Linked DNA regions of Homo sapiens: region 2 is linked to region 1. Evidence: read pairs that join two places in POLR2A ChIA-PET (ENCODE). Cell type or tissue: GM12878. All regions are shown on one strand.

The links. ChIA-PET counts read pairs that join two places held together with the same protein. Peaks named below come from ENCODE experiments on the same cell type or tissue, not always from the same donor. Only the 100,000 strongest peaks of a DNase experiment are listed, where the experiment ranks them.
Region 2: POLR2A ChIA-PET joins it to region 1 with 6 read pairs; 2 of 35 experiments call an interaction of 5 or more read pairs at or near these places.

The regions. Positions count from the first base shown.
Region 1 is chr15:63,534,282-63,538,281 of GRCh38, reverse strand. It overlaps USP3 (ubiquitin specific peptidase 3), which reads right to left. Exons shown (of 15, transcript NM_006537.4): 3 at 1,126-1,257. Among named protein-coding and RNA genes, the nearest start is that of USP3, 32 kb to the right of the region's middle. In GM12878, no CTCF peak of the experiment used is centred here; a DNase peak (open chromatin) is centred at 1,831; H3K4me3 peaks cover 560 bases; H3K27ac peaks cover 1,306 bases.
Region 2 is chr15:63,426,720-63,430,719 of GRCh38, reverse strand. All of the region lies in intron 4 of LINC02568 (long intergenic non-protein coding RNA 2568), which reads right to left. Among named protein-coding and RNA genes, the nearest start is that of LINC02568, 38 kb to the right of the region's middle. In GM12878, no CTCF peak of the experiment used is centred here; no DNase peak of the experiment used is centred here.

The DNA of each region.
Region 1 (4,000 bases):
TCTGAATCAAGGGAAAGCTGATTAAAACAAGAATTGTTCATCATAATTTACTAGTCACAGAAAGAAATTTGCTTCACACCAAAGTTAAAACTGCAGAATATACTTTCTGAGCATAACCAAATGGATATGGATCATTAAGCATCACTCACAACCTAAATAACCTAGTTCTAAGTAGTCACAAAAATAGATACCTACTTTGTCATTTATATGAAATAGACATGAATATTATATTACAAAGAGGGAACAGAACCTGTTGCCAACCTCTTTTTAAAGGATACTAAAAAAAAAAAAAATAGCACTGGAAGCGGTGGCTCATGCCTGTTAATCCCAGCACTTTAGGAGGCCGAGGCAGGCAAATCACCTGAGGTCAGGAGTACGAGACCAACCTGACCAACATGGTGAAACTCCGTCTCTACTAAAAATACAAAATTAGCTGGGCATGGCGGCACATGCTTGTAATCCCAGCTACTTGGGAGGCTGAGGCAGGAGAGTTGCTTGAACCCGGGAGGCAGACATTGAGGTGAGCCGATATTGCGCCATTGCACTCCAGCCTGGGCAGCAAGAGCGAAACTCTGTCTCAAAAAAAAGAAAAAATAGCCTGGAAAGCTACGTACCAAATTCTTGACATTCACCTTTGGGGGAGTAGAAGAGGAGCGTGGAACTGCACTGGGAGAAGGGAGACTGTCAGAATAATTTTTTTTTAAACAAAGCAGTTAAAATTTTTAAGATTATATGACAAAAATGTTAACTGGACCAGGGACAGGAGGAACATGGGTTTGTTGAGTTATTTTGAACATGGGTTATCACATTGTTCTTCAATTTAAAATAACACAAGAAAAAGAAATTATAATAACAAAGAAATAGATCTATTTCCTTGAAGCTAGGATGGATGAGGAACGGGAGGTGGGAGAGAAAAGGAGGCCTAGAAGTTGAAAGGAACAATGCAAAGTAAAATCTGAATGAATAAAGATAGGCGTTCCCAATGGCTCCAGTCCTCCGTGAATCCTAACAGTTGTAAAAGGAGGTAACAGCAGTAGTAACTGGCTTAGAGACTGAGGGAAGGGAGGGGAGGAGAGCACACTTGCACACAGTAAGAAATCTCATTTCCAGAAAATGTTAACTTACCAGTATGTACTGTAGCTACTGCAATCCATACATACTGTGTGCTGAACTTTATCTTGCTTTTCTGATTTCTTATGGTTGGTTAAAGGTACTTGTGCATCTTCATAATGTTTTTTTGCATGGCCATTCACATACCTTACAAAAACCAAATGAAAATTTACTTTAAATATTGCTTTGGAAATTAAAGGAGTAGGAAATGATGAAATTAAATATTAATCAAATCAAAATAAAGAAATCCTATAACAGCAGTCAATCATGTAGTGATTTATTATACTGAATACTTAAAATATGCTCTTTTTTTTTTTTGAGACGGAGTCTCGCTCTGTTGCCCAGGCTGGAGTGCAGTGGCACGATCTTGGCTCACTGCAAGCTCCACCTCCTAGGTTCACACCATTCTCCTGCCTCAGCCTCCCGAGTAGCTGGGACTACAGGCGCCCACCATCACACCCAGCTAATTTTTTTTTTTTGTATTTTTAATAGAGATGGGATTTCATCATGTTAGCCAGGATGGTCTTGATCTCCTGACCTCATGATCCACCCGCCTATGCTCCTTTTTTGCAACCAAATACTATAGTCAACTTTTAATTATATACAAGAGTAGGCTCAGGCAAGGAAAGGCATAATCTATGCAAATTGGTTTCAGTACCATAGATATTATTTATAAACTCCTTTGCTGCTGCTTTCACTATAGCTTTTTTTTTTTTTCTCTCAGACCACTAACCCCCAACTTGGGCTATTATCAAAGACAAGCTCTGTTAAGTAAATTACTCAGCCACTTCCCACAGGGCCATAGACTCTGCTCAAGTTGCTGCTTAACATAAAGTGTGAGAGTCAGAGAAACAGGACAATGTTCCATCTCTCACCAATATAGCTTCCAGTCTTTTATTTGAATGCCTGAATAATCAGCTCCTCTCATATGGAAACATGTTTGTTTAGAAATAATCCAAACAAAACACAAATCACCTTAAGCTTACAAAAACTGCTATTTCTCTACATGGACAAAGATAATCAAAAGTTGATTATGTTCATAAAAATTGTGTAACACATTCCAACTCAGATTTAGTATTACAGCAGGCACAATGAAACTGAAATAAGGCTCCATATGCACATGGTGTACACCCAAATCCATCTACACCTTCGTCTAGAGACTGCACAATTCTGTCACTAACCACCAACGTGAAGACCCTTAAGAAGCAACATTTCCCAGTTCCTAGAAAGCAGCCAATGTGTGGAAGGCAAGGCCTACTTGAAAACTCAGTCAAAACAAATGTTGGTTAAATGGTACCAAAATAAACAGATGCAGAGAGTTAGATGACATTTTCATCATGAGGCACCTTAACTGCACCAGGAAAAACACTTACCTTGGAGGAAGTAGGAGAGTTACCGTAACTGGGAAGGATCAACTTCAAACCTAGCCCCTCTACCCAGGAAAACTGGGCACATTCAAGGCACTATTAACCTCAACTTGGAATGTGATCACGTTCTTTCTCCATTTTTTCCCTGTACTTTACACTTTTGCATATACCTGAGTCCTCTGTTCATAAAACTGTACTAAAATGAATTTTAGAGTCAAATAATGATTAAGAGGATAAGCTCAAAAACTAGACTGCCTGGATTCAAAATTAGGCTTTATCACATCCTGGCCATGAGAGCTTGGATGAATTATTTAACCTCTCTGTACTTGTTTTCTCATTTGTAAAATGGACGTAATAGTACTTTGTGTCTCATGGGTTGTTAGGTGATTACATAATCCATAGTTCATAACAAATGAATGTTAGCAATCATTTTATTAGCATTCTTCTTTCTGTGCTTAACTACTACTCATTCAGAATCCAAACAACAATTGCTTAGAAGGTGGGCACATTTAGCACATATTTCAAGATAACATGTAACTGTATAGGTCAAGAAACGCTATTTAATAAAATGTAAGGCTGGGTGCAGTGGCTCACGCCTGTAATCTCAACACTTTGGGAGGCTAAGGCAGGCAGATCACTTGAGGTCAGGAGTTTGAAACTTGCCTGGCCAACATGGTGAAACCCCATCTCTACTAAAAATACAACAATTAGCCATGGTTGGTGGCACATGCCTGTAATCCCACTACTTGGGAGGCTGAGGCATGAGAATCACTTGAACCCAGGAGGCAGAGGTTGCAGTGAGCCGAGATCACCCCACTCCACTGCAGCCTGGGTGACAGAGTGAGACTCTGTCCAATAAGTAAATAAATAAATAAATAAATAAATAAACAAATAAAAGGCAAACTCTAAGGTATCATATAGGTTCAATACTTAATCTTAATCACCTATTCTTATCATATATATTTATAATACTAAACCATGAAAAACAACAGTAATTCATTGCTACAGTAATAATACTGAATAAGCACATTACCACTTGCACATTTTTGAGAACTCATCATCTTTACATAGTCCATTTAACTACAATGCTGTAGTTTCTAAATGTACTAGATGTTTAAATAGTTCCGGTGCATATCAGAGATAAACTAAGAAGTAGGAATACTGATATTAAGATTAGCAATGTTTTGCCTGATACCTAAATATATTAGTCGAAGAGGTTAACAGTTTTGTATAAACTAGCTAACAGGAAATTAAATATTTCCCTCATCTAGTTTTGGATTTTAACTAGACATTTTGGTCTACAGCACAAGAGGAAAAATTTCACTACATATGTCACAAATTTCTAATAACAATCACAAAAATTTGAAAAATAACTTAAATGGGATGGTGTCATGAAGACCAGCAGAATTTATAACCCATATATGCTATTGATAAACTATGTTTCCTAGTGGGAAGAATATTCACTTTACGATTTCCCTAAAGACAAGCAGTCTAAAATTACCAAAAAATCAATAAATTTGGCA
Region 2 (4,000 bases), 110 kb after region 1:
TGACTCTTTAGGCTGGGTGTGGTGGGTCACGCCTGTAATCCTAACACTTTGGGAGGTCAAGGCGGGAGGATCATGTGAGCCCAGGAGTTCGAGACCAGTCTGGGCAACATGATGAAACCTCATCTCTACAAAAAATACAAAAATTAGCCAGGCATGGCAGTGCATGCTTGTGGCCCCACCTACTTGGGAGGCTGAGGTGGGAGGATCACTTGAGCCTGGGAGATTGAGGCTGCAGAGAGCAGAGATTGTGCCAGTGCACTCCAGCCTGGGTGACAAAATGAGACCCTGTTTCAAAAAAAAGAAAAGATGATTATTTAGACTACATAGAAATGGAGAAACGTTTATGTACATATCATATATGATTAAGTGTAAACGGTATAAAATACATGTGTGATATGATTGCAACTTAGCAAAGAGTGTATGCATGTGAGCAAGGTCTGGAAAATGGATTAATGAAAATGAAAATAGTGGTGTTAGGTTGATAGAATTACAGGTGCTTTTCATTTTTCAATAAAGCAGTACCTGTTCATGTTAAAAACAATTCAAACAATAAAAAAGGTGTGATCATTAGAGAAATTCAAATCAAAACCACAATAAGATACCATCTCACACCAGTCAGAATGGCTATTATTAAAAAGTTAAATAACAGCTGGTGAGGTTGTGGAGGAAAGGAAATGCTTATACACTGTTGGTGGGAGTGTAAATTAGTTCAACCATTGTGGAAAGCAGTGTGGCGATTCCTCAAAGAGCTAAAAACAGAACTACCATTCAACCTAGCAATCCCGTTACTGGGTATATACCCAAAGGACTATAAGTCATTCTACCATAAAGACACATGTACATGTATGTTCACTGTAGCACTGTTGACAATAGCAAAGACGTGGAATTAACCTAAATGCCCATCAATGGCAGATTAGATAAAGAAAATGTGGTGCATATACACCATGGAATATTATGCAGCCATAAAAAGAATGAGATTACGTCCTTTGCAAGAACATGGAGGGAGCTGAAGACCATTATCTTTAGCAAATGAACACAGAATCAGAAAACCAAATACCGTGTGTTCTCATTTATAAGTGGGAGCTAAATGATAAGAACACATGGACACATAGAGGGGACCAACACACACTGGGGCCTATCAGAGGGTGGAGGATGGGAGGAGAGGGAGGATCAGAAAAAATAACTACTGGGTCCTAGGCCTAGTACCTGAGTGACAAAACAACCTGTACAACAAACCCCCATGACACAAGTTTACCTATGTAACAAACATGCACACGTACCCCTGAACCTAACATAAAAGTAAAAAAAAAAAAAAAAAGAGTGAAGTTGAAAGTATTTCAGCTCTCCAGTGGTAGCGCCTATCACATTTTCTTATACCCTTGTCATGAAAGAGTTTTTACATTTAAAAATATCCTTAATGCTATTTTTAGTTAAAAACAAAACAAGTCTTTTTTTTTTCACAATGGCCAATCCTCATGTCTTTCAGATCATTTGAATTTTTTAAATAAGATTTTACTTTGTTTATTATAATTATTTTTAAGTTCTCACTCTGCTGCCCAGGCTGGAGTGAAGTAGTGCAATCATAACTCACTGCAGCCTCAAACTCCTGGGCTCAAGTGATCCTCCCTCCTCAGCCTCCCAAGTAGCTGGGACTACAGGCATGTGCCACCATGCCAGGCTAATTTTTTAAAGTTTTTGTAGACATGGGGTCTCGCTGTTGCCCAGGCTGGTCTTCAACTCCTGGGCTCAAGTGATTCTCTCACTTTGGCCTCCCAAAGTGCTAGGATTACAGGTATGAGGCACTGAGTCTGGCCTGTTTATTACAATGTTTTATTTTTTTAAATTTTGGACATACAAAAAAAATTAGAATATAATATAATGGTCATATGTGTAACTTCTACCCAGCAAAAAATTTAAAACATTTAAGATGTAGTCAAGGCCTCCTCCTGATTCCTGATTCCATTCCATCCCTCCCTCTTTGTTGATACTATGACTCTCCTGAATTTACTGTTCATCGTATTTTTCTACTTTTGCTATATATATGTATGTGTGTGTGTATCTTTCTTAAAAATATTCTTGTTTTGCATGTTTTAAATTTTTCTCCAATTTATATAATACTGTTTAGATTCTTCTGAACCTTGTTTTTTTCACTCAATATTGTTTTGGTGAGATTCATCCATATTGACAAGTTTGGGCATGTTCAGGGTGGTATGGCCGCAGACAGATTCATCCATATTGATGCAAATAGCTAATTCATCATCACTGCTGTTTAATATTCCTTTCTGTGAATGTAGCAATCTCTGTTGGTGTCTTGCCTGCCTATATCCTCTGAGCACTCAGCATTTCTCTGGCTCCCACTGCCAGCACCCACACATCATTGTCCACGGGCTTTCTTGACTGTTGGAGCATGATCTGTTGCTACATGGAGCAGGCCCAAAAGCCTGGGATTTAACAGCCCCCAGGAATAGCCCTCACCAATGACTGATGGAAGTTGGTAGATAAATACCCCAGCTCCCTTGCTCCTTAGGGAGGATAACTCTGAGGCCTCACTCTACACTGCCTCCTAGAATTTCCCAGCAGGATTAAGCTGCTGTTCACTGCCCACAGTGGTAACTTCCTTGATAATCATCTCAGGCCAGGTTTTCCAGAAGCAGAAACTGAGCTGGAATTTGGGATGTAAGATGTTTATTAGGAATCAACACCTCCAAAAGGAAATGGGGGAACACAGGACTGGGCAGAAGGAGGAGGAGAACTGTGACGCTGGCCTGATAAAGCCTTGGCCAACCTGCAGGGAGCTGGGGAGCAAGTACAGTAGCACCCATTAGAGTGTCTCGTGGTGGACCCAAATGGCTGGGTCTTTATACCTCCGCCTTGCTCAGTCCCTGGCTGTGGGCTGTCCTGGAGTGGGCATGACCTTGGGTGAGGCTGCTGTCTATGGCTGAGGCAGACCCTGGGGGAGCTGACAGCTGGAGGCCCTCTGCCGATGCCAACCCCTGCAGCTTCCTGAAGGGGAATCTGGGCAGCACATCCATGTCTACCACAAGAACACAACTTGTGGCTTGTTGGCTTCTTCCTTAGTATCATATTTTGCTGTCAAACATTTGAGACCACGTCCCACATAAACTACTTGTATCTTTGTCTCAGAGTCTGTTTTTTAGAGAACTCAGACAATGATTAAATCTCAGTTTATCCATCCTCCTATCAATGTTTCCAATTCTGTGCTACTGCTAACTAAGTTGTAATGGACTTTCTTGTATAAGTCTCTTCGTGTACATGTGGGAGTTTTAAGGTCAATGTTTAGAGCAGAGTTCTTGGGTCAGAGGGTATGTATGTCTTCAATTTTGTTAGATGTTGTCAAGTTGCCCTCCAAATTAGTTGTCTTAAGTAACTTGAGTTATATAAACATTCAAAAGTTGCATGGGCCTAAAAGAATTACTGTTTCTCCCTGACTGTTCCTACCACAGAAGATTAGCATCATTGGGCATCTCTATTGTTTGCCAGAGAAAGGCATTCCATGGTCCCAGCTCTGTCATGCTGAGCATGCTTTCTGGAAGGTTAAGCTGTTACAGACTTGTGAGACTGGGTCAGTTTGAGAAAACAAACAAAATCACTTAAAAAAATACTAATAGTTTGTGTCATGATGTTGGCTACATAGACTAAGATGACATTGGTGTAGTAACTATCAAGAATCATATGTAATGGACCATTTTACAGACTGGATAATCCCTCCCACCCCAGACGTCTATGTCTAATCTCTGGAATCTCTTACGGGGCAAAAAGAACTTTGCACATGCCATTAGGCTAAGGAGATTGAGATGGAAAGTTACCTTGGATCATCCTGGTGGGCCCAGTGTAATCATAAGAGGGAGTAAGATGTGACATGACAGAAGCAGCGGTCAGAGAGACTAAGAGAGAGAGAGAGATTGATTTGAAGATGCTATGCTGCTGGCCTTGAAATAGAAGGGGCCACAAGCCAAGGAGTACAGGCAGCCTCTATAAA